Regions from separate parts of the Homo sapiens genome. Here all the other regions are linked to region 1. The links are chromatin loops, found by intact Hi-C in ENCODE. Cell type or tissue: endothelial cell of umbilical vein. All regions are shown on one strand. Region 1 overlaps GNAQ (G protein subunit alpha q). Region 2 holds the start of LOC124902185 (a long non-coding RNA gene). Region 3 has its middle 22 kb from the start of CEP78. Region 4 overlaps LOC107987083 (a long non-coding RNA gene). Region 5 overlaps GNAQ (G protein subunit alpha q). Region 6 overlaps GNAQ (G protein subunit alpha q).

Evidence for each region. Peaks named below come from ENCODE experiments on the same cell type or tissue, not always from the same donor. Only the 100,000 strongest peaks of a DNase experiment are listed, where the experiment ranks them.
Region 2: a loop joins it to region 1, with 2.3 times the contacts of the local background. A loop is called at or near these places in 3 of 110 quality-filtered maps.
Region 3: a loop joins it to region 1, with 19 times the contacts of the local background. A loop is called at or near these places in 20 of 110 quality-filtered maps.
Region 4: it touches region 1 in a loop (17-fold over the local background); 5 of 110 quality-filtered maps call a loop at or near these places.
Region 5: a loop joins it to region 1, with 5 times the contacts of the local background. A loop is called at or near these places in 7 of 110 quality-filtered maps.
Region 6: it touches region 1 in a loop (7-fold over the local background); 2 of 110 quality-filtered maps call a loop at or near these places.

The regions. Positions count from the first base shown.
Region 1 is chr9:77,974,887-77,979,886 of GRCh38, reverse strand. All of the region lies in intron 1 of GNAQ (G protein subunit alpha q), which reads left to right. Among named protein-coding and RNA genes, the nearest start is that of GNAQ, 54 kb to the left of the region's middle. RefSeq lists an enhancer at 2,260-2,554. In endothelial cell of umbilical vein, a CTCF peak has its summit at 2,499; a DNase peak (open chromatin) is centred at 2,436; H3K27ac peaks cover 1,123 bases.
Region 2 is chr9:77,454,303-77,459,302 of GRCh38, reverse strand. The region is part of intron 2 of GNA14 (G protein subunit alpha 14); the gene reads left to right. It overlaps GNA14-AS1 (GNA14 antisense RNA 1), which reads right to left. Exons shown (of 5, transcript NR_121184.1): 2 at 2,781-3,008. It overlaps LOC124902185 (a long non-coding RNA gene), which reads right to left and starts at 2,220. Exons shown (of 2, transcript XR_007061598.1): 1 at 2,138-2,220. RefSeq lists an enhancer at 3,790-3,909. In endothelial cell of umbilical vein, CTCF peaks have their summits at 1,127 (motif pointing left), 2,260 and 3,805 (motif pointing left); DNase peaks (open chromatin) are centred at 1,112 and 2,282.
Region 3 is chr9:78,211,711-78,216,710 of GRCh38, reverse strand. No RefSeq gene overlaps it. Among named protein-coding and RNA genes, the nearest start is that of CEP78, 22 kb to the left of the region's middle. In endothelial cell of umbilical vein, a CTCF peak has its summit at 2,771; a DNase peak (open chromatin) is centred at 2,820.
Region 4 is chr9:78,364,274-78,369,273 of GRCh38, reverse strand. All of the region lies in intron 1 of LOC107987083 (a long non-coding RNA gene), which reads right to left. Among named protein-coding and RNA genes, the nearest start is that of PSAT1, 70 kb to the right of the region's middle. In endothelial cell of umbilical vein, a CTCF peak has its summit at 2,994 (motif pointing left); no DNase peak of the experiment used is centred here; H3K27me3 peaks cover 140 bases.
Region 5 is chr9:77,839,475-77,844,474 of GRCh38, reverse strand. The region is part of intron 2 of GNAQ (G protein subunit alpha q); the gene reads left to right. Among named protein-coding and RNA genes, the nearest start is that of GNAQ, 190 kb to the left of the region's middle. In endothelial cell of umbilical vein, a CTCF peak has its summit at 2,530 (motif pointing right); a DNase peak (open chromatin) is centred at 4,494; H3K27ac peaks cover 1,504 bases.
Region 6 is chr9:77,766,723-77,771,722 of GRCh38, reverse strand. The region is part of intron 5 of GNAQ (G protein subunit alpha q); the gene reads left to right. Among named protein-coding and RNA genes, the nearest start is that of GNA14, 120 kb to the right of the region's middle. In endothelial cell of umbilical vein, no CTCF peak of the experiment used is centred here; a DNase peak (open chromatin) is centred at 2,212; H3K27ac peaks cover 870 bases.

The sequences.
Region 1 (5,000 bases):
CGTTGTTTTTCAGCAAATAAACATTAACCAAAATCAGGTAGCCAAGATGCCAAATCATGTAGCAAACCTACACATAGGGGGAACAAAGAAAAACTGAACATGCTAAGTAAGCCATCTTTTCACCTAGCGTCTTAATTGTGAGGCATATATGTTGCATGTTGCTTGTGAAAGTATCTTAGTATCATAAGATGCAGTTCAGAATTGTAATCAAAGAAGGGGCTATTTTTTAGTCTTCCAGAGAGTTCAGTCTCCCCCCCCTTGGGCATGCACCCTGGGGCTTTGGGACCTCAGAGGTTCTTTTTATTAGCTTAATTGTTTAGCTCGTTAACTGTTCCCTTGTGCTTTCCTAGTAAGGGGCACTTCCCTACTAGAAGGGGATGAACTCCAGCTGGTATTGAGGTCATATGAGTGTAGTTTTGATTGAAAAAAAGAACAACATGGACACAAATATTGGCCATGACAGGTAGATATCAAATAGTTCTTTCATATATTTTAATTTTAATTTAATTTAATTTAATTTTTTTTTTTTTGAGACAGAGTCTCGCTCTTGTTGCCCAGGCTGGAGTGCAATGGCGCCATCTCGGCTCACCGCAACCTCTACCTCCTGTGTTCAAGCAATTCTCCAGCCTCAGCGTCCCGAGTAACTGGGATTATAGGCATCCGCCACCGTACCTGGTTAATTTTTGGATTTTTAGTAGAGACAGGGTTTCACCATGATGGCCAGGCTGGTCTTGAACTCCTGGCCTCAGGTGATCTGCCCACCTCGGCCTCCCAAAGCACTGGAATTACAGGCATGAGCCACCACCCAGCCGAATTTTTATTTTATTTTTCTGAGACAGAGTCTTACTCTGTCACTCAGGCTGGAGTACAGTGGCACAATCTAGGCAGAGGCAACCTCTGCCTCCCAGTTTCAAGCGATTCTCGTGACTCAGTCTCCTGAGTAGCTGGGATTACAGGTCAGTGCCACCACGCCCGGCTGATTTTTGTGTTTTTAGTAGAGACATGGTTTTACCATGTTGTCCAGGCTGGTCTTGAACTGACCTCAATTGATCCACTCGCCTCGCCTCCCAAAGTGCTGGGATTATAGGCGTGAGCCACTGTACCTGGCCCATTTTTTTTAAAAGTGAAAAACCAAACTAAAGTGTGATAATAGTTTTGAACATTTAGTGGAGTGTAAGAAAAGAGAACCCATTTGACTCAGGTTCACTGATAAAGGGTTCTATTTCCTTTTCTAGGAGTTGAGCATTGCTGTTGGTTTTGTGGGAGGTAATATTTACACAATCATACTGCTGTGGATGTAGCTAAATAGTTTATTGGTTAATCCCCACACAAGACAGGAAAGATGTAATTATAACTACAGAGAGAAAACAATCATCAAGGTTTTAAAATCTAGCAATGCAAAGGGAGTGAAAGAGCAGACAGAAGCCTGAGGCTAGAAGGCAGGAAAAGAGGCAGGAGGGAGAGGGACCTTGGTACTCATTTTCTTCTTTTACATGGTGGGATGTAGAGAAATACTGTGTAATACTGCTGAAACAGGAAACAGAGCTAACCAATTGAAGGACTAAAAATAGTATAATCAAGAAAACTAGAGACAAAATAGAGGTGAAGTAAGTGTGAATGAGTTAGATACGGGGGAGGCGGTAAGTCAGTAGATTCTGTCTGAAGTTGACACATCAGGGATAGAAGCCTGTCATTTCGTTAAGCTGATCACCATAGAAGGACTGTAAAAGCAATAATGGAAGGGAGTGGAAATGGGGAGTATGGGCCCAGAGACACTTACTTTCCACTTTTTACCATGCTTCTGTTTAGGAAAAGTTACCTGCACATGTATTACTTTTCATATAATTTAAGAAAAAGGAAGAATTTCAGCAAATTGTAGATGTACAGTGTCAGGAATAATTTTCCACGCATACTATGACATTACTGTTATTACTAGGGTACCAGGGACTGCTGTTGCCACTGGTGGAGGGTTCTGGTTTCCAAAGAATCAGGACAAGGGGGTTAAGTTGGGGCAAGGTGACAGATAACTACACCCATGATCCCATTCAGGTATTCAACTGGTTTCATGGTTGGATCCTGATCAAAATATGGCAGAAGTATTTAGATAGAAGAAACATAAAGGAAAGAACCCCACTAGCCTTCTTCAGACTTGCAAAGTGAAAATGTTCCTCCTATAAGGGGCTGCTGGGGAAGCCCAGCACCCTGGCTAATGCTCCAGGGTTGCAGAACCCCGCTTCTTGTTCTGGGATGCCATGGCCATTCTGGAGAGTGCATGTCTGCGTTGCCTTTGTTTTCTCTAGTCTGAGGAGTGGCTGAGCTTCAGGGCACTGACTTCCTCCCAGGAACTTCCTGAAAGGGGAAATTTCGACTTTGCTGTATGAACACTCTGAATGCCTGTGGGTTGAACAATGGTAGCTGCTGTTGTTTTTTTTTCAAGAGGGAGCTCAATTTTGTTTTGACCTTGGGAAGTGTGGATAGTTGTGTTCATGGCGCCTCCATGTGGGCGGTCAAGGAAGAAAGTCTTGGGGTAGGAGCCCTTGGAGAATGAGGACTTGATTTTGCCATTTTTGCTTTTGGCCTTAATCTGTGTTGTTGTGGAGACAGTAGTACTGAGATGGGGTTAGGGTGGGGAATGGAGTGTGGAGAAGGGCCAGGGAAGGAGCTAACTAGAGGGTTAGTGCCAATAGCTGAAGGAAGCGCTCTGCCTTAGGAGGCTTTATAAATAGTTGCCTTTATCCAGTGTGTCTCATTTTGCCTCTCTCAGGCCTAATTTCTAAATAATCCCATTTTTCAAGATAAAGGAGATAAAAAGGGGTACTCTGAGATTCTCCCAGCAGGTGTGAAATCCTGCCTAATAATTGTAGCTGCAGATTTCTCTATCAGGAATTGATTTGCTGTTAATATAGTCTAGTGCTTGATGCTTGCAAAGTCATATGCCTTTGGGATTCAGGCAGGTGGTTTTAAATGAGTGACACTGGGTGGGACCTCTGGCCAACTAAAACCTTATGGCTCATTGAAGCTGTTGTTCAGCTTTGAATGTTGCCATGTATGGAGAGCAGGTTTTTAGGCTTGCCAGAGCTTCCAGTTTTTCCAGGTAAATAAAATATCTGCTTTTTATGTGAAATCTCTTGGATTTTAAATGTTGCCAACTAATCGAAAAGCTTAAAACTATTGTCTAGAATTAAAAAACAAGCCTGGGCCGGGCGTGTTGGCTCACGCCTGTAATCCCAGCACTTTGGGAGGCTGAGGTGGGTGGATCACGAGGTCAGGAGTTTGAGACCAGCCTGACCAATATGGTGAAACCCCATCTCTGCTAAAAATGCAAAAATTAGCCAGCGTGGCAGCGCGTGCCTGTAATCCCAGCTACTTGGGAGGCTGAGGCAGGAGAATCACCTGAACCTGGGAGGCGGAGGTTGCACTGAGTTGAGATCGTGCCATTGCACTCCAGCCTGGGCAACAGAGCGAGACTCTGTCTCAAAAAAAACAAAAACAAAAACAAAAAAAAACCAAAAACCAAAAAACAAAAACCAAGCCTGTTGAGTGGATAGTTTTTGGCTGCCAATTTTTACCACTGGTTAGGACTCTTAACACCTGACCCCAGTTGTTCTTCAGCCTTGATTGTTGAAAATGAGCTGAACATTTACTGGGCACTTTACTTTGTGTTCTACCTTTTTCTAAAAGCATTTAAAGATGCTTTTGTTAAATATAAACTAATATAAATTAGAAGCAGGTGGAAGACAAAAAGTTAAAACAACTGCAGGATAGTAAATGGAATCAGAATGAAATGATACACATAATGTCAGTGAACCTCAAACTGGGCATGGAGCTTGCTAGCAACTGGCATAACATAGAAGCCTTATCAGTTATACCACTTGTAGTATCTTTAAAACAAACTGTTTAACAGTGACATGGCTCTTCCCGATGCCAGGATCAGAAGGACAGCTCTCAGAAGGGTCTTCAAAAGAACACACTGAATCCTATGACTCTCATTGCAGTGAGAGCTTTATAGGATTGTTCTTCCTGTTGCTCTCCATTAAAAGGCCGATAACGGGGCTGAGCGCAGTGGCTCACGCCTGTAATCCCAGCACTTTGGGAGGCTGAGGCGGGTGGATCATGAGGTCAAGAGATCAACCATCCTGGCCAACATGGTGAAACCCCGTCTCTACTAAAAATACAGAAATTAGCTGGGCATGGTGGTGTGCGCGTGTAATCCCAACTACTCGGGAAGCTGAGGCAGAAGAATTGCTTGAACCTGGGAGGAGGAGGTTGCAGTGAACCGAGATCGCGCCACTGCCCTCCAGCCTGCTGAGAGAGCGAGACCTTGTCTCAAAAAAAAAAAAAAAAAAAAAAGGGGGGGCTGATAACAGTAAAAGTGTAGTTTGGGAAATGAGATACTAGCAATGGGACCTTGGGTAAGTTGCCCTATTTTTCTAAACCTGTTTCCTTATCTGTATAATGAAGATAATTATATTAATACAAAGCAACCACTCTCAAAGGACCATTGTGAGGCTTAGCTGGTACAGTTTGAATAAAGCACTTATTGCAGTTCTTGGTACCCAGTAAGCATTCTGTAAAAGTTGGCTGTGGTGAGTTAGAGAATTGCTAGCAGTGAGAGCTTAGTTGTCAGAATGATTTAAATGTGACTGTCCAAGATTTATTTACGGCACTTAAATGTTTTCGTTTGCTGCAATACAATTTTTTATCCCACTTAATCCTGGGTCACCAAAAAAGTGTTGAGTTACTTATGTACAGAGGATTTTGCAAGGCTCTAGGGGATGGGCCCTGTAGGGAACTTGTATTTTGGCTAACTAGGTAAAGACACAATACAAGACAGGGAGCACCAAGGGCCATCTGAGCAAGGCTGAGTCGATCCATTGAGGGGTTGTCACAGTGGGCTGATACCAAACTAAGACTTCACAGTGATCCACTTTATTATTTGGCAGGTAGAATTTTATAGTTTGAATCATTCCAAACACTGTACAAGAATATTTCAAGCTATG
Region 2 (5,000 bases), 520 kb after region 1:
TGGTAAAATATACCTAACATAACATTTGCTATTTTAGCCTTTTTTCTTTTTTTTCTTTTTTTTCCCTGAGACTGGGTCTCACTCTGTCGCCCAGGCTGGAGGGCAGTGATGTGATCTCAGCTCACTGCAACCTCCACCTCCCGGGTTCAAGTGACTCTTGTGCCTCAGCCTCCTGAGTAGCTGGGATTACAGGCGCGTGCCACCACACCCAGCCACTTTAGCCATTTTTAAGTGTACAATTCAGTGGCATTAAGTACATTCTCATTGTTGCGCATGTCCCTTACTTTTTTATCATGAGCAAGGGATGGAGGGCGATGACTTATTGTTGGTGACAGAGTGCCATGAGGAGGTGGGGCTAGAGTCTTGGGCAAGGGGGAGAAGAGGACAACCCCCCCCCCTCCAGCTTGTGATAAAAGGAGCTTAGGTTCTGCAGAGAGGTGGACTTTGTGGAACTCTGGAAAGCACAGTAGAGATACTGTTCAGGAATAAATGGGCCCTGATTTCTGCTGTGTCCCCTCGGGATGTAGCCCTGCTAATGCCAAATTTGCTTTGAAAGCCAGAGAAAAGCCCTCGATGTTGATAAACAATCTGTGATACAAAAGTGCACAGATTTCTTTAGTATCTTTACTCTAGGAAAACAGTACAGTAAATTGAGAAGAGACTTCAGTGCAAGTTCTCTTCAAATACGTGGGGCATCCTTATACTAAAAAAGCGTTTGTTGTTTATCCGAAATCCAAATTTAACTGATGTCCTGTATTTTTATTTGGCAACCATATTCTGATGAGACTTTGATATCTGGGCTAACTAAATCCGGAACTTTCGCTAACTGTGCCCTACTGTGATGGGGTCTTCTCACCAGTCACTAATCCATCAGAAACCCACTGCAGGTTCAGGCGCGCGTGGCCAGCGCATTCCTAGTCCGCCACACTGCTACCCAGACAGAACATCCACTGCTTCCACATTCTCCCCAGGCTGCAAAGAGTTCCCAGGAGACTTTCTTTTCCCCCCTCAAAGCTGTGCACTTGGGCCTGGTTTCACCTGCAGAGAAGTGGGTAATGGCTGATAGAGGAAGAAGCGGGTCCCTAAGACAGTCGCCTCTGCTCCACAGTGCCATCTAGAGGAAAGACAGGACATACGCTCTGAGAAGCGCAAGGCTGGGGTGTTAATAAGCAGGCCCTTGGGAAATCTGGAGTGCCCTGTTCCCCTCATTATGATCCCGATCCCAGGCAGAAATGCCTGTGGGCTATCACTACAAAAGGAAAACAACCAAAAATGCATCCAGGATTAAAACCACCGTTTCAAAAGCACATCATTAAAGCAAGCTGTGACCCAGATGTTTGTTTTGGTGTGCTTAAGAGTTTTTCAAGCAATTGAAAAGAGTGGAAAAAGTGAAACACCAAGAAAAAAGAAAAAGAAAAAAAAAAGCAGAGCAAGGAATGTTGTTGGATGATTCTCTGTGAGCCAAGGAGGACCTTTTTATTTAAAAATCTGTAAGCTTTGGTGTTGAGGGAGAACTACTACAAAACTAGACTTGAATTATCATTGGAGCAGGATTTTGAAAATTTATTAAGAGTAGCAGGCTGGGCGGCGTGAGGGTGTCTATAGCCCGGATGAAGGTGCTTATGAAGTAAAAGGCATGTCAATGGGAAATGTGGTCGCTGGAAACATGTAGTTAAATTCAGTGCAAAGAGTAGGACAACCTCACATGTGTCCTTGTGTGCAAGGGAAATCAGCTGCCCTCTTGGCTGCTTTCTCACACTCCGGTAGGGCATTGCCGGTCCATCACACAGAGCTGTCTATAAGACACTGATGGAGTACTATGGAAAGCTTACGGGCATACACAATTGGGCTTAGTCCCTTTACCACTCATTCACTTTATAATTGCAGGAAGCAACTTAAGTTCTCTTGTCAATTTTTATGTACTTCAAAGAACTACTAATAAAATTCGAATTTATAGAACATAGACCCCCAAGGGGCATTTTGTGTTGGTGATAATATTCTACTAACTTGAAAAGTTGCAGCAAAGATGCGCCTTCCACTAAACTCTAACTCAGTCTCTTTCTTTTTCTCTCTCCTTGTCTCTCTCTTTCTCTCTCGCTCCCACTTTCTCAAAGGGTCAGAATGCCTGGGTTCTTACCTTCATATTAGCTCTGAAACAGACTTCAAGATAAAACCTAGCTACGTCGTTCTGGCTGAAACTTTGTAAGTGTTAGGTATAAAGTAAGCACCCTGGGTCTTGCTTCTGTTAATGGGCTTGCAATTGTGGAAGCTGCCACTACGTGGCGTCGTGAGTCACAGTGAATCCTAGTGAGTCACAGGCATGAAACCTAAGTCCTGGCTGTCCCTAGTCAAGGCTATTTATGGTCCTAGGTAAGTACGTAAACTCGTCAGCTGTGTTTATTTTTTTTCATAAACATCACATTGATATTGATATGGATGTAAACCTCTGACAATAATTATTAGCTGATTTATTTTTTAAATATTGTATTTATTTTTACTATAATATTTTCCAATAACTATATTATATTTATTGTATAAATAATATCCTTTGGAGTAGGGTTAAAGAATGTGGGCTGGCATCAGCGATGTACCTTCAGAATGTGTCTTATCAACTCTAGTTTTTCATACTCTGTTTTAGAAAGAACATACGTTACTCCTCAGTTCCACGGTGAATATTAGCAAGTCTTCCATATGGAAACAGTCACATCGTGCTTTTGGGTCTTGGTGTCAGATATTCTCTTACACCTGTTTATAACTTACCAAGGAAAATGCTTACTTACTTGTTTCCAAGCCCTTCTTCTATTTCTGGAACTTCGTTTTCTACTTTCAAGCGGGGTTTAGCTATTACCAAGTTCTGTACTTCAGAGAAGTTTGTTTTACATTGTAGAAGAGCACTTGCCAGGCAAGATGTGCAGAAAACTATTCCTCTGGGCTTTACAACATGTGTAATGGTCTCTTTCTAGTCTGGAGAGTTGCACAGGCAGCCAACTGTCCCCACTCTTTCCTTCCTTTAAAATGTAAATGTATTTAAATCAATAGGGTGTGATGGTTAACAGCCTAGGCTCTGTTGGTCAGGCACGCTTGGAATTGAATGGTTGTTCTGGTACTACTTCTTATCTTCTCTAGGCCTCATCTGTTTCCTTATCTATTAAATAAGGGTATTAAAGTATCTTATTTCCTGGAGTGGTTGTAAAGATCATATATGATCATGCTTATACTAGGTGGTCACAATAATGGCTCAGTTTAGATTAGCTATTATTATTATTTTATTTCATTTTTATGTATACCCTATTTCCTTATACAACACATTAGAGGCTACTTATAAGACTGTCTACCTTAAAATAGTAATCAGTGCCAGAAAAGTTTTTGAATTAAAATGAAAGAGTGAGGCTGGGCAGGGGCCTGTGGGGGAATGAAACACAGGTATTGTAAGATACAAGTACTCATAAACTTCTACTCAGTTACTTAGACTTAGCCACATATTTGTTTCTGAGCTTCCCACTAGCTAAAGTGAAAAGAGAATCAGGTTCACTCATGCGATTCCTATGGACCACAAGGCAAAACCTACCAGTCTCTCAGCGAAGCATAAGGGGTCTTGGTTCTTAACTCCAAGAATATATATTCCTTATGTGGGGCATCATGTGAACAGAGACAGTAACCCTAACAATAACCCTATATGAGGTATCGTAGACACTTTAAAAATATAAGCCGAGGGAAAAGTAAGAGGTAGTTTTGCTCCCCAGAGAACTGGGAACAAGACCATGTGCTGGGCAGAATTCTGAGATTCACGCCCCCTGGTGTACACGTCCTGCATAATCTCTTCCCCTTTGGGTGTGGGCAGGACAGTGTTGGCTGTCACTCCCACGATTAGATTATGGGATATACAAAGTGAAGTCCCGATGTAATGAAGTCCCTAATCAGTGGCTTTAAGTAATCAAAAGGAGATAATCCTGGGTGTTCTGACCTAATCAGCCCATTAAAGAAGATCTAGAGTTCAAGGAGAGTCTCTGCTAGCCTTGAAGAAGGATACTGCCATGCTGTGAGAGAGCCACATGGCCAGGAACTGAGGGCAGCCTCTAGGAGCTGAGAGAGACCTTCAGGTGACAGCTGATGAGACAACAGGGACCTCAGTCCTACAGTCCTGAGGACCTGGATCCTGCCATCAGCCTGAATGAGCTTGGATGAGAGCACAGCCAGCAAACATCTTGATTTCAGCCTTGTGAGACCTTGCACAGAGAACCCAGTTATACCATTGCCTGGACTTCCGACCTACAGAAACTTTGAGATCATCAAAAGGTATTGTTTCAAGCTGCTGAGTTTGTGGCAATTTGTTACACAGCAATAGAAAACTAATGCAAACCATATGGCTGGAATCCACAGCCTTTGAATAGATTCAGAAATAAAATCCAGAACATCTAGGGCATTTCCCAAACTAAACATTCATGGGAGATGCTAATATATGTGTCACATTAAAAGCAAAACAACTTTTTTCGTTGACCCTGACTGTTCGCATTAGAAAGGCCTTTGCTCTACTGGTGGGGCAGAGAGTCAGGTTTCTGGGTTGTAAGCAACAGAAATAAACTGACTCACATTTGCAGAAGAGAGTTTATGGAAAGGCTATAGTGAGGTCATGGAATCAAGGAGCAGGCTAAAGAAACAGTCTCAGAATGGACAGGAACCTGAAAACTCCAGGGGTCTCACTTCCAAAAAAAAAAAAAAAAAAAATCCTGATGGCCAGTTGCCACCAAAATAAAAGAATTTCATCTGTTCCTTTTCCCCGTCCCCACTATTATCAGATAACTCCCCTCAAGGTTCAACAGCTCAGCAAAGTCTGAGTGGCCTGGCACTTAGCCACAGGAGAGCAGGAGACCTGAATTAACAGGTGTGCCAAGATGCACACAGCGAGCGAAAGGTTATCCTCCCAAGCTCAGTTGTAACCCGAAGGAGAGAGAATGGATAATGGGCCACCCAAAAACAAAGGGGGTTCACAGAAGTAGATC
Region 3 (5,000 bases), 240 kb before region 1:
CAGTGCCCTATACAGGTGTACCATTTTTAATCTTTTATGCCATATTTTTACTGTCACCCTTCTATGTTAGATACACAAATACCATTGTGTTACAACTGCCTATAGGATTCAGTACCGTAACATGCTGTACAGGTTTGTGGCCTAGGAGCAATCTGCTGTACCAGATAGCCTAGGTGTATAGTAGGTTTTACCATCTAGGTTGGTGTAAGTGCACTCTGTGATGTTCTAACAATGATGAACTCACTTAATGATGCATTTCTTAGATTCGATCCCCATTGTTAAGCATGTATACATGCACACAATCATGTTTTATGTCCCAGGATATAGCTTGTATTTTCTAAAACTAACCATAGCACTATTTCCAGTTCCTCATTGTCTTCCAGAACTTTGCTACCCTCCACCAAATGTTGAAGACATATTACCTTTCCTTTAGAGTTGGGTGGAATCCATTGCTGTCTCGGTGAATAGAATGCAGCAGACATGAGTGCATTCATTTCCTAGAGCTCCTGCAACAAAGTGCCATAGATTCGGTAGCTTAAAAAAAAAACATAAATGGATTCTCTTACAGTTTCTGAGGTTAGACATCTGAAATCAAGGTGTCAGCAGGGTTGGTTCCTTCTGAAGCTGCTTAGAACAACGGAAATTTATTTTCTCAGAGTTCAAGAGGCCAGTAGTGAGAAATCAAGGTGTCCACAGAGCTGGTTCCCAGCTTTCCCTGGAGGCTCCAAAGGAGAATCTTTTCCATGCCTCTCTCCTCGCTTCTGCTGGTTGCCAGTAATCCTTGGCATTCCTTGGCTTGTAGATCATCATTCCAATCTCTGCCTCTACTGCCACATGACATTATCCCCCATGTATATTCTGTGTCCAAATTTTCCTCTTCTTATAAGGAAACCAGTCATTGGATTAAGGCCCATTCTAATGCAGTATGACCTCATTTTAACTTGATTATATCTGCAAAAATGTGATTTCCAAATAAGGTCACCTTCACAGGTTCCAGGGGTGAGATTTCTAAGGTTAGGTCATAAAAGAAAATCCCTCTTCTGCCTGAATCTTTCTCCCAATAGATAATCACCATTGGAACCCAGCTACTATTTTGTGGGGAAGCCTAGAACATATAAAGAGGCCACATATAAAAGATCCAACTGACAGCCCCAGCGAAGGCCCCAGCCCACAGCTAGACATTTAAGGGAACGGGCCTTCAGATGATTCCAACCCCAGCCTTTGAGCTGTGCTAGCTGAAGCTCAGTAGAGCAGGGAGGAACCACCCCCACTCACCCCTGCCCAAAAATGCAGATTCGTGAGCAAAATATATGTAGTTGCTTTTTTAATCCACTAAATTTTAGAGTGGTTTGTTATGTAACATTCAATTCCCGGAACATTACCCAATGTCCACAGACCTACCTGAGACATTTGGAATCTCCTGTGGTAGGGTCACCTTTTGTCATGCGATCACGACCTGGTGATCTTGCTATGGGTTTCTTTTGAGTTCAACCATCCTTCTCTCTGGACATAGTATGAAGCAGTTTGGCTAGATACATAGGTGTTACCAGCTTCAGCCTGGCTTAAGAAAAGATGTAGCTAAGTACTGAAAGAATTTAACTACTTCTTTTGCTGGTAAGGTAGCTCTCCGGGCCTCTGGAGGACCAACCAGTGGCACAGAAGTGTAACTCTGACACTTACTAGTTGTGTGATCTGAGCCAAATTCCTCAAATTCTCCAAACTACATCCGTAAAATGGGCATTATGATACCCATCTCATTTATGTAAGCTTGTAGCTCAAGGTCTGGCTTATTTTAAGTGTTCAAGAAGTAATAGGTGACTGTTTTAATTGAAAGTTAAAATGTTCAAATTTTTTTTTCTCTTAATATGTAAAATAACCTCATTGATGGAGGTTGTATAAACTTGCAAAACACTTCCATACTTAGTAACCAACTGTAAGACTACGCTACTCTGGACTCTGGATTTTTCAGCATCAAGTAAGGGACAGTAAATATTTATAACAGCAACACAATCCTTGTTGCCACAGCTCACAAGGGCCTATTTATTAAAACAGGTGGCATTAAGCCAAGAGTGACTATTAAATTTGTAAGTTGAATTTTTTTGAATAGTGATAGCCCCCTTACTAAGCAAAAGAAGACAAAAAAAAAAGCCCTACTTCTAACACTTGGGAATTTCTAACTAAATAGTTTCTTTTTTGTGATGGCAAGATTTATCCCTTATATTAGAAACACACGTGAGACCGTGAGACCATGAATCCATGGTATGGGTTTTAAGACTGCAGAATTAGCTGGACTTAGGGAGCACTTAGTTGATCCTCAGATCTCAAGTGGGGGCCAAATTTAATGCTTCTGAGTAAGGTTATTTTTATACATGAGATTCTATGTACTATTTACTAGTAATTTTTTTCAGCTTTGTGCATGCATCAAAAACTCAGTCATTTTACAAATTGCAACATAAATAGCAATTCCATCCACACAGTTTTTGGCAGAAAGAAGTTTCTTTCCACAAAATCCACTCAGTTTTGCTTGTTTTATTCTCCTATTTGCCAGTATATACTAAGGAGAATCCATTCTTACTGATATTGCTGGCCTTTTTAAAAGCCTTCCCACTTGCCTCTTACAAACTGAGGCTCTACTGACAAATGGCTTTTTCTCCCTGCATTCTGTGGAAAGCTTACAAATGCTGAATGCTAAGTGGAAGGCAACCAAAACCCAAATTCACAAACGTGTGCACTTGAAAATGTGCAGTTGGAGTCAATCCTTTGTCTGGAGCCCAGAGGAAAATACTTGATTCTGTTACTAGGTGGCAATGTTCCTTTACCAAAAGGGTGGTTATTAGCGTCTGCTCTAAAACAGAAAGGAAAACGCTGCCTTCTTGACCCATCCTTAGCAACTTTTTAACCAGACTTCTTGGTTTAAGACCACAAAGAGACATCAGTAATGTCAGAAATTCCAAGGTTGGAGTGCACAAACGAAAACTTATTCCCCTGGTCACTGTACATTGCAAAACTCTATGATATAAAGCACATGGTTGCTTCCAATGACTGTAAAAATCCTCTCTAGGCTGGGACTAGAAGTATATTCCAGGCCTTAGTGAACAAGTGATATAATCTCACTTGTCCAATGATCAGTGGTATAGTATTAATTTTATTTATGAAAAAACAGCCCTTGCATTGAGGTTCTTTTTAAAAAAAGGAGTTTCTTCCATCCCATTATCAGTTAGGGTTACCAGATTTAGTAAATCAAAATACAGGACAGCTAGTTAAATTTGAATTGCAGATAAACAATGAATACACTTTTTAGTATAAGTATGATCCTTGCAATAATTTGCAACTACTGATACTAAAAAAATTATTTGTTATTTATCAAAAAAAGTTCTGAATGAGTGGGCCTGGTACCTACATTTTAAAAAATACGGTGTTTTCCGTACAGATAATTCTCAGATCACACTTTCAAATAGCAAGAGTCTGAAGCTGTGAGATCATGAATCTCCTTGAGAATCAAGTCTTTTCCCAGAAAACACTCATATAAACTCAATACTTTCACACAACTTCAGTGAAAGAACTGAAATTCAGAATTGGCTAGAGCCTACAAACCTCATGAACCCCAAGTTAAGCACTAGCCTTAGTAATCTCATGTGGTTTACTGAAAAGCTTGGCTCTTCCACAGAAGTGAGATGAGAACAGGCTCATTTTGAGCCCTCCCACTTGGCCTACTCTTTGTCCTTCCCAACACTTCTCAGCACAAGGAGAGCATTTTTTTTTTTTTTTTTTTTTTTTTTTTTTTTACTTTCCACAAGAAATAATCCATAATCCCCTGCAACAGTATGAGTTCCCTACTTAAGTGACATGCTTTTTCTTTAGTGCCTCCCAGTTACCTCTGTAAAAGGATTGTTTGGAAATAGGGTCTGCCTGAATGAAGCCTAGAGGCTGTAAACAAAATTCCTCTTCATCAAAGATGCAAGTAAACAATTCTGGGCCAAACTGAACCACAGAGAGGTCATCTTAAATGCCCATCAAGCCATAAAAGGGTAGCCAGGGGATTGAAATTTTACACCTGTGTAAGGCAGGGAAGTAATACTGAAGTTAAAATAAAATAGCAGGCTCATACACTTAAAGATGGTTATTAAGCAGAGGTTGTCACCTTATCTCTGTGAGAACTAGTCTTGCAGATGCCTTGAGAAGAAGGAGTCCCAGCGTGGGACTCTGAGGGCCTTGGTGTGCTGACCCTGTGGCAGGGCCATTGCCCACTACACACTAGCTTTGGGTGGGAGGTGTAGAAGTTGCAGTGAAGTCCCACACTCATGGAGCAGCTGTAGTGCTGAGAAAGTGCATTAGAAGGCATAGGTTGTGTTCAGAGATAAGGCACCCATGATACCCCTCTGAAGTCCCTTTAAGGTGCTCATCCTGCCACCTGTAAAGCATCTAAGGCACCCTGGCCCCAGGTCGGGGGATGGAACCACAGTAAGGCTGTGGTATTACTGTCCCTTGGAGCTGAAATAAGTGCCGGGTAAGATGGCACTGGGACTTGGTTGAGTCACTAAGGTAGAAGTCCCAAGGCCCTCCATTAAATTTCTCCCACCTGAAAGTCTGGGCCTCATGAAGGTAAAAACTGCTACACAGGGAAGGTGTCTCTGAAGCTGCTGGAGCTCCCTGTTGGGCTGGACCAGAGCCCTTCCGTAACCTCGGCACTCTTGCAAGAGAAGGCAACCCCACTGTATTATACTCTCATGGGCTGGAATAGGCCGGAGTCCCAGGCTTTAGCGCTTTGGGTTTATAGGGATAACCACTTCTCCAGAAGTACCATGGTTAATTTATTTCAATGACTCTATTGGCTAGCCTCCTACTGGCTCTCAACCTAGCCTCATGGACCTCTTTAATTCATAAAGGTAGGCTGGCATGGGGAGAGTATTGCTCCATTTTCCTTTGGAGATGGAAGTCTTAGTATATCTTAATTACCAGACAATGGAGTCTTCATTCCTTCTTTAGATTTGCCTAACCAA
Region 4 (5,000 bases), 390 kb before region 1:
CTAAGATGCATTGTTAAATGGAACAAGCAAATCAGAAGACATTAGGTTTCGTGTGGCCCAATTTTTTTTTTTTTTTTTTTTTTTTTGAGACGCAGCCTCACTCTGTCACCCAGGCTGGACTGCAGTGGTGAAATCTCAGCTCCCTGCAACCTCCGCCTCCCAGGTTCCAGTGATTCTCCTGCCTCAGCCTCCCAAGTAGCTGGGATTACAGGCACGCACCACCATGCCCAGATAATTTGTGTATTTTTAGTAGAGACGGGGTTACCCCATGTTGACCAGGCTGGTCTCGAACTCCCGACCTCAGGTGATCTGCCCGCCTCGGGCTCCCAAAGTGCTGGGATTACAGGCATGAGCCACTGCACCTGGCCTAGTGTGGCCCCATTTTTAAAAATCGGTGAGGTAGATATACATAGCTACGTGTTCATGTCCAGAACAAAACCTACCGAAGTATTGACAACCTTTCTCCTTTCTTCCCCATCCCTAAAGAGAAGTGTTTCCTTACCACTTGGATCCCTCAAGAAGTGATTTGGGAGATAATAATAACAAGTGTTAGAGTCCTGGACTGGCCAGATGGTTTTACACGTAACAACATGAAAGAGGAGCTAGTGGATGAAGGGTAGCGTCTAGCTAGGAGGTAGAGAAAAAGAGGTACCTAAGAGCGTTTACAAGGAGAGGAAATGGAGATCTTGGAGCAACTGCCACAAGACTCGGCCCAGGGAAGAGAAAGCTGGGTAAAGTAGGGTTTAAGTAAATTTTGCTGTGTCATGCACCGTGTGATCCTTTCAGAGTCCGCAAGTAAATCTATAACAAAGATCTAGAACACCCACAGAGGTCTTGTGATCAGATTTGTGTTTCTTTTGCATGTTTCTGTGCTGCCCATTAAGTGAGAGCAAGAAGCCTAGCTTAACATTGCAAATGGATAAAAAATGCAAGGAAGGCTGGGCGTGGTGGCTCATGCCTGTAATCTCAGCACTTTGGGAGGCTGAGGTGGGTTGATCATCTGAGGTCAAGAGTTCAATATCAGCCTGACCAACATCGTGAATGAAACCCCATTCCTACTAAAAATACAAAATTTGCGGGGCATGGTGGTGCATGCCGCTGATCCCAGCTACTTAGGAGGCTGAGGCAGGAGAATCGCTTGAATCCGGACGGCAAAGGTTGCAGTGAGCCGAGATTGCGCCACTGCACTCCAGCCTGGGCGACAGAGAAAGACTCAGTCTCAAAACAAAACAAAACAAAAAAATGCAAGGAGGGCGGCCTAAGATACTGCCCAAGTGATCACACCTCTGCAAAATTAGGTATAGTGGGCTTTGCTACAATGAACATATATTGCATTTGTAATTTTAATAGGCACAGATTTTACTTACACTCAGGACCAGGAGTAGGGTGGGTGAGATAAATTTAACAAGACCCTCACTCTCAGGGTCTTGCCCACTCAGAGGAGGCATATGACCACCCCTGTAAGGAAGTGCCTCCTCAAATTTTGCACCCTGGCCACCCTGCTTGCTCCATGGTAGTCCTGGCCCTGCCTCCCCTCTTCTTGTGACCTATCACAGTCCTGGATCTCATTTAACTTCAATCTGGGACACCATCCCCTACACACATTATACACAGTACTTTGTCATTTCAAAAACACTTTCATACGCATATTTCACTGGCTATTCACAATAATCTCTGAGGATGACAAGACTGGTATTATAATTTCCATTCTACAGATGAAAGACCAGAAATCCCAAGGTCACACTGCTGGCAAGTGGCATCAAACTCAGCCCAGTTCAGCTGACTCCAATGCCTCTATCTCCTAGAGTTTTCTGATGCCAGGGACAAAACATAAAAAATAAAACTTATATTCTCTTATGTGTCTGAATGGGTGAATCTCTGAAGTGAAACAAGCCCAAAACCCAAATATTCACCTCTCCCATCAAATAAGGACCTGCATCTTCCCTCCCCACCCTCCCCTTGGAAACTATAGGATACAGAAGCCCACAGGTGATAAAGTTCTAGCCCCAACGGCTGCCTCACTAGGTAGGCTAGGTAGGCGCAGCCCCTCTGAATTTTTAATTAACTGCAGCCTTTCTAGGGGGCTTACTAAGCAGGGCCTGGCGGCTGAATGGCACCAGGTGTGAACCACAGGAACTCTTTGGGAGTTGGGGTGGGGCATCTGCCCAGGAGACATTAGTCTAAGAGAATCTCCTAGAGTCAGACAATCCCAGCAGGAACTCATGCAGCTAATTGCGGTCAGCATCTCTAGCTTTTCCCCTGGAATGACAGCAAAGAAATACTGTAGCAGCTAGCCCAGAGTCAGCCAGGTGGCCTGCTGCCCAGCAGTTTGCTTAGGGAGTTATCAGACCCTGAAGTACCCTGTGTCCATCCCGCTATGTTTTAGGGTATTAGCAAGATCCCAACATTGCATTTCATAAAAGTGAATATCCCTCCCCCTGCCCTCTGCAGAGTTTATTTTGGTTGTAAAAGAATACATGCTTATTCTCATAGATTTGGAAACTATTGAAAATTATATAGAAAATACTTAACCAAAAATACTACACAGAAATAATTGCTGTTAATTTATCAGTGTGTTATCGTCTATGTTTTGCTTTTCACTAAATAGGATTCACACTACATATTTCGGTTTTTAGTTTAGATTCATGGGGTACATGTGCAGGTTTGTTATGTGGGTATATTGCATGAGACTGAGGTTTGGGCTTCTAATGATCTTGTTGCCCAGGCAGTGAGCATAATACCAGCTGGTACTTTTTTAGAAACTGAAATTGAAATATTAAATCAGCAAAACACTCAATTTCCAATTTTTTTTTCTTAAAATCTAAATCATGCTTGGCAGAATTCATCCTGTTCTTGTTTACCTGATTCCCTAAAAAGAGTACAGATCCCTTTCCCTCTAGCCTGGTTCTTAGGTACACTATTTTTTATTGTATTTTATTTATTTAGTTATTAGACAAGCCTCTGCCTCCCTCTTCTGTTGAAAAGGGGAATAACTTGCAGCCAACACAAATTCTAAATTTGAGAAAACATTAAAACGAAACTCTATCCTGGGATGTTTATATAAGCTGTGCAAAGTGGCCGTAAAGAGGGTCTGGTATTACAGTACTATCCATATAACACTCAAATTAATACTTCCCAGAAAAAGTAAACTTTAAATCAGATAAGATCAGATCAGGATAAATTGTACACCCACCTGAGTAGCTGAACAAAATCAATGAAGTGATTCTTTGGTCACTGGACTAAGAGATTCAAGATTGATTTTTCCCCCTTTTAGTAAAATATGAAACTCCCTTGTAACTTGAAGTATTATTGGAGTCCTGTATCTTATGAGGATTTATGTGGCAAAGGCATAGCAATTTATCTAAAAACTTTCTTTCAACAGCTATACAGATGGCTGAATTTGCATGATCTCATCAGGCAGTGATTTCTAAAAGCATTAACCTCAGAAATAGGGGGGAAGAAAAGGTTTCCTGCTAAGTACCAGGGTTCTCAATCACAAAATTAAGTATTCCTTTGCAAACTCAGTTATATCCTAATCAGTTATGACCTCTTGCAATATTCAGTGGTCTGCAGGGAATTTTGAGTTTCTAAGGGGCTTTCTGCTGTCCTGGAAGCACTCTGTAATAAGATTGCTTTATAGGAAGTTTTTCTTTTTGACAGAGCTGCTTATGCACCGTGGAGTATTGTTGTAAAGACTTAGCCTGGCTCATCTTATCCATGAGTGGTTGCTGCCTTCGGATCATCTGATGTGTATACTGTGCTTCTCCTCTTACTGAGGGTTGCCAATATTAAGCACTGACCTTGTATTAGGCCCTCTGCATATATGTGCATGCTAACAATTAAACATCATTATCCTCATTTCTGAGGTAAATAAACCGAGGATTAAATGTAACTTACCTGAGATGGTGATCGTTCACAAGGCAGTGCTGAGAAGCAGACCCAGACAGTGAGAAGGAGAAGAGAAAAAAAAAAAAAAAAAAAAGTCTGTGCTCTTTTTAAAAGAGGAGTAGAGGAGCTCTACTCCTCTTTTAAAGGCTCTCCCTCACCTGGCAGGAAGGCACACCTGAGACCACTCCTTCCGTGGTGATGAGAATCACCTGCGAAGCTTGCTCAGCACAGCTTCCCACCCCCACCCCTCTCCCTCGCCCCAGAGATTCTGAATCAGTGGGTCTACACTGGGCCCAGAAATTGTCTTGTTAACAAATGATCCAGGTGATACTTATCATCAGGCAACTGTGGGAATGGTCTTAGACCACGAGTCACCAGCGTAAAGGGCTAGAGAGTATTTTTCTGTTGTCAGAGAGTTGAGTTCAGTACTCAACCTGGTAGTAGTGCCACACGAGCAGCCAGAGATCATTTGCAAATGAATAGGCATGATTGTTATCCAATATTTTACTTATAAAAACAGGTGGCTCCCAGGCGCAGTGGCTCACGCCTGTAATCCCAACACTTTGGGAGGCCGAGGCAGGCGGATCACGAGGTCAGGAGATTGAGACCATCCTGGCTAACATGGTGAAACTTCGTCTCTACTAAAAGTACAAAAATTAGCTGAGTGTGGTGGCACACGCCTGTAATCCCAGCTACTCAGGAGGCTGAGGCAGGAGAATCGCTTGAACCAGGGAGTCAGAGGCTGCAGTGAGCCGAGGTCACACTGCACACCAGCCTGGTGACAGAGTGAGGCAAGACTCCGTCTAAAAAAAAAAAAAAAAAAAAAACACCAGGTGGCTGGCTGTAGTTTGCTGACCCCTATCTTAGACCATTCATAATACCTTTTTAATACCATTTTTTTTTTGAGACAGAGTTTTGCTCTTGTTGCCCAGGCTGGAGTGCAGTGGTACAATCTCAGCTCACTGCAACCTTTGCCTCCCGGGTTCAAGCGATTCTCCTGTCTCAGCCTCCCAAGTAGCTGGGATTATAGGCGCCCGCAACCATGCCTGGCTAATTTTATATACATATATATATATATTTAGTAGAGGAGGGGTTTCACCACGTTAGCTGGG
Region 5 (5,000 bases), 140 kb after region 1:
TCTGATGGTTTATTTTATTCCTATGCATTTGTCTCTGGTTATATAGAGAAATAATATAAAGAAAAATCCTTTAAGCCAATATAATGGATTTTTCATTTCTAGACATGATTTTAATGGAGGAATGGCCCAGAGTGGATGGGGTTGTTGAGGAAGAGAACAGTGGGCCCCTTCATGGCCTCTTTCAATTTGACGTGGTCTTGTCCTCTTGCCCAGGAGTGGGATCATTATTTTAGATGTGAAGCCCTTGGTAGTTTCCATTGTTTTCTGCTAGATGAAGGCTTAAAGGGACCAATTAGTGCACCACAACCTTCTTGGAAGTCCACTGTCATGATAACTTGAGATTAGTGTTCTGTTTCAAATCCCAGGAACTCCAAACCTGGAATTTTGTAAATTACCCCAAAAAGAAATTGAGGCCAGTCCTGGGAGAAGTGTCTTTTACTGTCTCCGTGGCAGATTGCATTAGAGTAATTTGGCACTTATTGGATTCTGCCAGAATGGTGGGGTGTGGTCAGCATAAGAAGTTTCTGAGTTATAAGGACCTGATATGATAATGAACCCAGACACAACCCTCTGAGCCACAGACCCATCCAGGCCCTCAATTAAGGTCCTTGAGATGGAACTGCAAATGGGCTTTAGGTGGCTTAGTCTGATGAGTAAGCCATGACTGACCCCATGCAGAAAACATGCCCAGGAACAGCTGTTTAAATTGTGTTACAAAGAAATTACATCCCCATGTTTGTGTGTTCATTATATTTCCAAAGAAACCTTTAGGTTCCCTGTAGACTTCCTTTTACTTCCACCTCGAAAGCCAATTTCAGAATAAATGGTTCACCTGACACCAGTTTCCTCTGACTTCATAGGGCAAATATGCCAAACTACTCTATCCAAGGGGTCAGCATCCATCCCACCCATGCTTCTGCACAAAGCAGAAGCTAGTGATTCTTATCTAGGAAGACTGACACCTGGCATGCCCTCCATAAACAATAAATCATCACTCAATTATCTGGAATCACTTTGGTGGGCTCTGTGAAAGGAATAAAGAAATTATTTTACTGGGCCTTGACCAGTAAAACCAGGCCAGCTCTATAAGGGCTGTGTCTCTCACCTTAGCACTCTTCTGCTCGCTTCCTCTGTCCCTGCCTCTGCAGCCTCCTTGCTGTCTCTAGGACAGTTTAGCCTCCCTCCCGCCTAATGCTCCACCCATCTGCCTGTCTTCCCCCAGATATCCGCATGGCTCAAGGTGGAGGGAGCAGGCCAGAGGGAGGAGCAGGGAGGTGATCACATGCATTGTTTCAGTGCCACATTAATGTTTAAGGATGGGTTAGATTGATCTTAGATAGTGATATCTAACTTTTGTAAGATCCAGTTAAGTCTTTCAAATTTGTATTATTAAGAAGGCAATAATGCATTAAATAAAATACAATCAGATTACGCATACCTTAGTCTGTGTGTTCTTTTATTTCTATATATTTCTTTCTGCAGATATCCAAAATAAAAGGTTTGCGCTCAAAGACTTTATGGTCTGTCATTTGAGCCCTTTCAGTAGGGATGGAAAGACTGGGATTGAGGGACTGTGGATCATGTGCCTCTATTAATGAGTATCTTTGCATTGAGATTGTATCTAGAATTCTAGGAGCCTGGCAGAAGATACACGTACCCATTGGAACCTTGTAAAAGATGCATATGTTCATCAAAGTATCCCAAGGTTCCGAAGCCATCTCAGCTTGGGTTGGGCCATATGCCTGGAGGTCCCTGATGCTGCAGAGGTGCTATTCATCCAAGACTGAGAGAATCCTAGCATGGGAAACCAGGGGAATCTCTCAGTGTCTCAGCATCCTCAGCCTTGGAAAGCATGCTGTAAGCAAGATGACCTGTGTTTCTCCACGATTCTGTCTCTCTAGGCAGTCTTCAACAAAGCACCTCCAAAACATAGCAAATAGAAATCAGAATTCAACAAGTATCTTTTTTCTAAAACAATGTTGTTTTTCATTCCTAAATATTGAGGTTCCCCCTACATTCCACCCAATAGCATGTCTGAACTGGTTTTGATGAAAACCAATTTATTTTCTCAGCCAAGGAATGTTGTTTGTCAATTCTGTGCCCTTCTGCTCACATGGTACTGTCAGGATTGATCAGACCGTAAAGAGGGAGCCTGGTTGATGGTTTCAGTTCAGCTTTTCTTACTACAGTTAGAGCCTTGAAGCCCAAGTGGTAGTTTCCATGCCAGTGCAAGGCAGTAGTTACTCTCATCCTTTCCTAATAATAGCTAGGGTTAGAGGAAAGCTAGAATAGGGGATGGGAGTTGTAGCTCTGATGACAGCTCTCTGTGAGGGGAAGACAGTCAAGGAGTTCACCTTAATATAATTTCTTAAGGCAGAGAACTCCCCCTAGAGGGATTTGATTTATTGAAAACTAAACTTCTAGGTCACATAGTTATTAACTAATTTCTAAGCTATACACCTGCAGAGGAGTGAAAAGGCTATTCTCATTTTTAATATTTTGGCATAGATCATACAAAATTTTGTGATAACCAAAACTGAAGCCATGCTTTTGGGCAGTAGAGGGCACTCCCAACTTGAAGACACAGAATAGAAGCGTTTTACCTTACCAAGAAACCACTGAGCCTCCCTACTAAGAACTTATGACTCAGTTTTTCCTTGTTTTTAAGAATAAAACTTGAGTATTAAGGATGGTGTCTAGTCAGAGTCTTCCATATAATGAACGTAGTCCTGTGTCAGAGGAGTTTGACCAGTGCCAAACTGTGCGTTGCATAGTTTACATATTATTTGTTTCACTTACTCATTTATGTGTTTACATATAATAGTTGGGCACAACCCTTGATAAATCTAAAATAATAATGATTCTTGTAGCTTCATTTGATATACAAATTCTAGGATGCAGCTAAGTTGGAGGCAAAGGGGGAAGAAGAACCTTAGAATAAAATATAATTCCTGAAAGGAACATTTATACCAAATTGCAGTGATTTTGTCCAATTTATTGTGAGAAAATTGCCGAATACTGATTGTTCCATTGCCAATCATTTCTCTGTGGCCGTGCTGGTTTAAATATATACTGAGAGCTTTGGGCTTTTTTCCTCCCATTTGCCCTTGCAGGAAATGTCAATGTAAAATTTGACTCCAGTGTGAGATGCTGGATAATTGTTTATTTAAATGCTTCCAATGTCTATTTTTACTGCAAGCCTCTCACCACAAAGCAGTTAAGAAAGCTTCTCTAATATATGTGTTATACATTCGGAGTTTTCTTTTTTTCTTTTATAGGTAAGCATAAACTCCCATGGGGGCAGAAAATATTACGAAAATTCTTTGTATGTGTGTCTGTGCTTCAATACAATTTGGTTGGGCTGGGGTTTTTTTGTTTGTTTGTTTTTTTAACATGAATACATGAGGTGTGATATCTGGGCTTCACGTGTAACAGTATGAGCTCAGCAGTGACTGGTAGAGGGAGTGCTGTTTCTTCTACCATGTGTCTTCCCCAGAGTCCAGTTAATACTCCTTGTATAGTGCTCAGGAGTGGCCTATCGGTCTGCTTTCCCTACCTGTGTCCCTTTCATCTCTCTCCAGTGCTCTCCCTGAAGGGAAGAGTATGAATTGTGACCCTGGGCTCAGATAAAGGAACTGCCCCACGAACTTAAGGTCTATGCCCAAATCATCATCTTCTCACCCCTTCCCTAGAGACAAACACATTGTCATGATCTAGACTATAAAATCAACAATGGAAGACTGATAATTCATTTATTCTTTTTTTCTTTTTTGTTTTAAAGTATTTGATTCAGATGTAAGACCAAACATGTTATATATGTTATAAAACAATCAAATGCAGCCAGGTGCAGTGGCTCACTCCTGTAATCCCAGCACTTTGGGAGGCCGAGGCAAACGGTTCACCTGAGGTCAGGAGTTCCAGACCAGCCTGGCCAACATGGTGAAACCCCATCTCTACTAAAAATACAAAAGTTAGCCAGGTGTGGTGGCGCATGCCTGTAATCCCAGCTACTTGGGAGGCTGAGGCAGGAGAATTGCTTGAACCTGGGAGACAGAGGTTACAGTGAGCCAAGATTATGCCACTGTACTCCGACTCCGACTCCGTCTAAAAAAAAAAAAAAACAAAAAGTAATCAAATGCACACATCTGCACCAAATACCCATTTGAGAATGAGGACAGAGATAATAAACTTGCATCTATCTACATGCTAATTCATTCATTGTTTTTTGAAGGAGGTAATGTTCTATTTAGAAGTATACCAATTATTTCATGTCACCAGACTGTATCTTTAGAGAAGCCATTATTCAACCAACCATTTACTGAATACACTATGCATCCAAAATGGCAAAGGAAGAACTATAACATTTTCTTAAAAAATGAAACATGTACTTTGGAGCATTTGCAGAGGAAAACGCACGGGTTCCCAGACAGGAAAAATGAATTAAAGATGAATCACTGAGTCATTTGGAAAGGTTATGCTCTCCATTTGCCTGTGAAGAAAATAAAACAGTCCAAAGTTCAACTTGGCTCTCAGAAGTCTCAGAAGTGTTAAGAAACAAAGCTCTCTGTCATCATAACTTGGCACAGGAATGCTAAAGTATTAGGGAAGGCATTTTTGGGTTAATGTTCTAATTAGATACATAGTTCTTATGTATTTTTCAGCACTTAACCCACTATGGAGTAAGGTACTTTTTCTTAAATAGAAAGCTTCCACCCACCTAAATTTAATAACAGTGTTTCCTCCAAGTTAAAGTATAGCCACGCTAGTGATCAACCCATACCTTCTTGCCCTTCTGGTTATCTCCAGTTCTTGGAGCCTCGTTCAAGTTATGGCCCACATGATGCTTCAGGGCAGGCAGCCCATGCTGCTGCTCTATCACTGGCAGTGCCATGAGGATTTCAGTACCACAGGGAAGCACATACTGGAATGCAGAACGTTACCTTTTTCGGGAAACCTGTATTTAAAATCAAATGAGGAATCTGAAGGCTATAATTTGGAAG
Region 6 (5,000 bases), 210 kb after region 1:
CAGGGCCCTGCACTTGGTTTAATACTCTTCTGTCTGTGGCCATCTTAAACAAGGACCCCACATTTTTATTTTGCACTGGGACCTGCAGATTCTGTAGCCAGTCCTGTCCACTAAACACTAAAATGAGAGATTGGTAGTCCAGAATCATTTTTTTCCCATACCCAGAGAGCTGCAGACATCCTTGTCTTCGCCTGTGCTCACAGAGCACGTGATACTTAACAGGAGGAATATATCTCTCATTTTCTGTTAAATTTAGTTTCACCTGATGCCTCTTAATTTTAATTCTCTTTTAGAAAATGACACTAAACGTGCTCTTCCTGATTAATTTGCAGCATGTTAATATATACTCTAATTAGCAGCTGATTTCCTGCCTCACTTCCCCAGTGGTACCAGGCTGATGTGCCCAATGAGGGCATTCAGAACTAATCATTGAATCCATGGCAGCCCAAACTTATAGTTTAATATATGCCCCACTTCTCCCATCCCCTTATGGCCCCCACATCCCTTAAATAGACTGTCAACTTACTAAAAGGAAAGAGATAGCATAGAATTTAAAAGAGCTTGCATTCAGGTTATGTGTTCATTAAACTGAGTTTCTAAAGTAGGTGTTAGTGATACCAGTGATTCCTCCTCTTCTCATCTTAGGGTTGCCCATTGAACTGGGATAATGGATAGACCCACTTAACCTCCAAAAACCGACTTACTAAAAACTATGTAAGAACTGGGTGAAATGTTTTATTTTTCATGATCTGAAAATATTTTTCAGAAAATGAAAAATGTTTTATTTTTTTCAGAAAATGAAAAATGTTTTATTTTTCATGATCTGAAAAATAAAAATCTTAAGCAGTGTTATCTTTGCTTTGTGATTAAATTTCCAAATCGCCTGGTGCTCATTAAGAATTCCTGTGGCACAGATACAAAACATATACAATCTTTTTGTTTTGTTTTAATTCAGCACTCACTAAAGTGACCAGAGGTCCATGATGTTCAATTTTCCTCCCACTGAATAGCAAGTTCTTGCCCGAGTTCTTGCTCTGGGACTGGTTAAGCCAAGAGGAAAAGCTTATAAAATGTTTGAGGTAATTTAGGGCAGTCCGAGCCATCTGACTAAATGATTCACAGGTTGGAATTTCAGATGCTAGTTCACATAGAAGTAGAGCTGCTTCCGAAGGGAAAGACAGTAACGAGAAAACACTAGTGGGAGGATCTTTTCCGACAAAGGCCTGTTGTTGACACTAATAATAAGCTCCCTGTGTTTTGTTGTTGTTTTTTATTCTGGCAGGCACTGGCCTCGAGTTTTCTGGTTTCAGCTAAGATTGTGTTTTTTGGGGTCTTGGGATGGGAAGTGAAGCCTTTACCTGTCTTTCCACAAATCCTGCAAGCACTGGGCACATTATAAACTAACCAGCATCTAATTGGATACAATTTCTGTTGATTATCAGACTGAATAAATGTTCATCATTACATGTTGTGTTCTTTCTCCTCTTATCCACAGAGAAAAAACCCTATAATTGTAAACCTAACTTTGTTGAATTATATACACATACATATAACCCTCGAAACCCTGAAATTCATTTAGAATTCTTAATATCCTAGACCATATGCTAAATTCTCAAACCTGAAATTTCTCAAGTTATACCAATCATTTCACTAATTATTCAGTACCATTCACTAGTGTGCATCATTATGAGGAAAAGCTGCTACTTGTTGTTATTTCATTACCCAAATACACAATCCCCACTAAGAGTTCTTGTCTTGGCCAGGCGCGGTGGCTCACGTCTGTAATCCCAGCACTTTGGGAGGCAGAGGCGGGCAGATCACGAGGTCAGGAGATCGAGACCATCCTGGCTAACACAGTGAAACCCTGTCTCTACTAAAAATACAAAAAGAATTAGCCAGACATTGTGGCGGGCGCGTGTAGTCGCAGCTACTTGGGAGGCTGAGGCAGGAGAATGGCATGAACCCAGGAGGCAGAGCTTGCAGTGAGCGGAGATCGCGCCACTGCACTCCAGCCTGGGTGACAGAGCGAGACTCCATCCCAAAAAAAAAAAAAAAAAAGAGTTCTTGTCTTTTTCTACTAAAGAAAAGGGTCATTCTTGTTGGAATTATTACAGTCTGCATTCGTTTTCTTTTCAACCGAGTAGCATAGTCTCAGTAGATAAGAAACACGTGCATTCTTACCTCACCTTCTTCCTGCCTGTGTTACAGAATTATGTGAATATTGAATGGAGTTTGCAGTTCCCATTTCCTTCCTCCAGCAGCTGTGCCCACCCTTTCAATAATGTTTGGCAGATTAGTTCTTCTTCCTTTTTTTTTTTTTTAAGGTAGTCTTGTGCTGTCACCCAGGCTGGAGTGCAGTGGCGCAATCTCTCAGCTCACTGCAACCTCCATTTCCCAGGTTCAAGTGATCCTCCCACCTCAGCCTCCCAAGTAGTTGGGATTACAGGCGCATGCCACCACCCCTGGCTAATATTTTTATGTTTTGGTAGAGATGGGGATTCACCATGTTGGCCAGGCTTGTCTCAAACTCCTGACCTCAAGTAATCCACCCATCTTAACCTCCCAAAGTGCTGGAATTACAGGCAGCAGTCACCGCACCAGGCCGATTTGTTTTTCTAACAGTTGTTTAGCTGTCTAACATGAGGTGCTACTTCAGTGGGGTTCAAGGAGCAAAGGTTTACCTTGCCCTCTGTCTTCCCAGGCAACACAGTTCCTCCTTTTTATTGGTGTCTGCATATCACTGGCAGAATTAAGGAATTCTCAGTGCTAGCCATCTCATTCTACTTTGTTATCAGAGTGAGTTTATTCAGAATTTACTACTCAGTCAGAAACTCCACTCAGAACATTTTGGAGTCATAAATAATGTTACAGGAGAAATCTTTATGATGCCAACACCAAGAGTGCCCTGGAACATCTTCAGTAGCCCAGTCTAAGACTACTGCTAACCGAGAGGTCTCTCCAAGCTTCAAAATCCACCAGGTTGCTTTAGGACTCCTGAGTGGTTTAGCAGTGTTGAAGTAGAACCTGTAGAAGAACTAGTTCTTAAACAAAAGTCCCAAGACAGATTTCTTCAGAAAACACCTCTCAAAATAAAGGGATGCTTCAACTGCTTTTCTGCTTGCCGTTAAAGTTAACCAGTCCATTGTCTTAGAGTGAAACTCAAGATGGTAGTGCATCTTGTGGCAAGAAGGGGAAAGCCTTTGAACCCATGCTTTCAAGTCCCAAGCTCAGTGTTTCTTCCACAGTATTTCACTTGAACATCAAGCTTAGGTGGAGACATTCCTGTCTCTGAGTTGAATATCACATGGCAGAAAATTCCAGGGCTAAATATTTATTGAGCATTTATCATGATCTAGGCACAGAAAGGGTCTTAATAAATCATCTAGTTCAGTCATCTTTTACAGTTGAGAGAATTGAGGCCCAAAGAGATTAGAGTATTTGGGGTTATTCAGAGTTAACTTCCCATTAGCAGTTTTAGCAAAAAGTGCATAGAATTCTTCTAAAAGGCAGTTTTGTGTGGTGGTTAAGAGCTCAGACTCTATAGCCAGACTGCGTGGATTCAAATCCCAGACCTGCCACTGTCTAGCTGTTTGACCTTGAGGCTCTCAGCGCCTTAGTTTTATCACCTGTCTTTGGGTTATTGTAAAGATTCAGTAACAATATATGTGAAATATTTAGCACAGTCCCTGACATATAGTAAATGCATGATTATTTTAATAATATAATGATTTCTAATCTAAAAGTCTAAATATAATTTCCTTTGATAATTTGCTACTTATTTGGGGCTCAGACCGTGAACACTAAAACCTCAAAACATTAAAACTCAATAAACTCCTTGTATTTGGAGAGTATATTAGGGTACTCTTGCAGAAGGGGCAGGTTGTAGGTGGGCACCATGACTTCAAGATTTACCTGTGTTAAGTGTCAGGATGGGCTGAGAGGACATAAAGGTGGGGGAGGATGTGCATATAAAATCCTACGAAGACAGACCAAATTGGGATCTAAATTATTCTTTAAGTAGTTTTATCACCTTTTAAGAGTTTTTTTACAAGAGGCTTTTCTTCAGGTATCAATAGTCTCATCCCATTTTATCGAATTGCACTAGGAGCTTCTTGTAGAAATCTAAAAAGTTACACTCATTGTTTGCACTTTCAAGTGCTTAGTCTTATACCCTGGCTTGTATTACTTGCTGATAATTTCAGTGTAGATCTGAGTGCCTTAGTGAGATTATAAGCTCCTTGACAAGAGTAGCTAGTGATGCATACTACCAGAGCAGCTGACTGCCCACCCACATGGTATGTTCAGAGCAGTGGTTCTCAGCAGAGTTAGGGGGAGGCTAATTTGTCCCCCCATCCTGCCCCTCAATGTGTGGAGACATTTGGGTTCTCACAATTAGGGGGTGCTACTGGCATCTAGTAGGAGAGGTCAGGGATGCTGCTGAACCTCTTGCGGCACACAGGACAGCCCCTCACAACACATAATCATCCAGCCCAAATGTCAGTAGTGTCGAGGTTGAAAAACCCTGCTTTGGGGGAACCTAGAGGGCCGCCATACCTTTCTCCCAACCCTTCCCCTTGCCAACTCATTGACATCAAGAATTATGAAGTTAGAGGTTCATTTATTTGGTTTATGACAGACCCTTTTAAAGTGCCAGTACACACTAAACGTTCCCTGACATTTATGTGTTAGGGTAATTTAGTTTGTCCAAAATCTCTTTCCAAATGTAGGTTTTATAGAGATTAAGAACATGAAGTCAGAGAGTATTTCAGAAGGGAAAAAAGCACTGGACAGGGCTTATTAAAACCTAAAGTTAATTAATTTCTGCTAAGGACAGCCATACCTTTCGTAACCCCCAGAGAGGTCCCACATAGCCACCTTGTTCAAAACAAGAGCAAAGGGCATTCACTCAGAACCAGTCTTTCCTTATAGACTGTCCTTCCCTTCTGGCAAAGGCAGCTCCAGTTGTCACTAGTTAAACACCCACACTTGGACTGCAGACT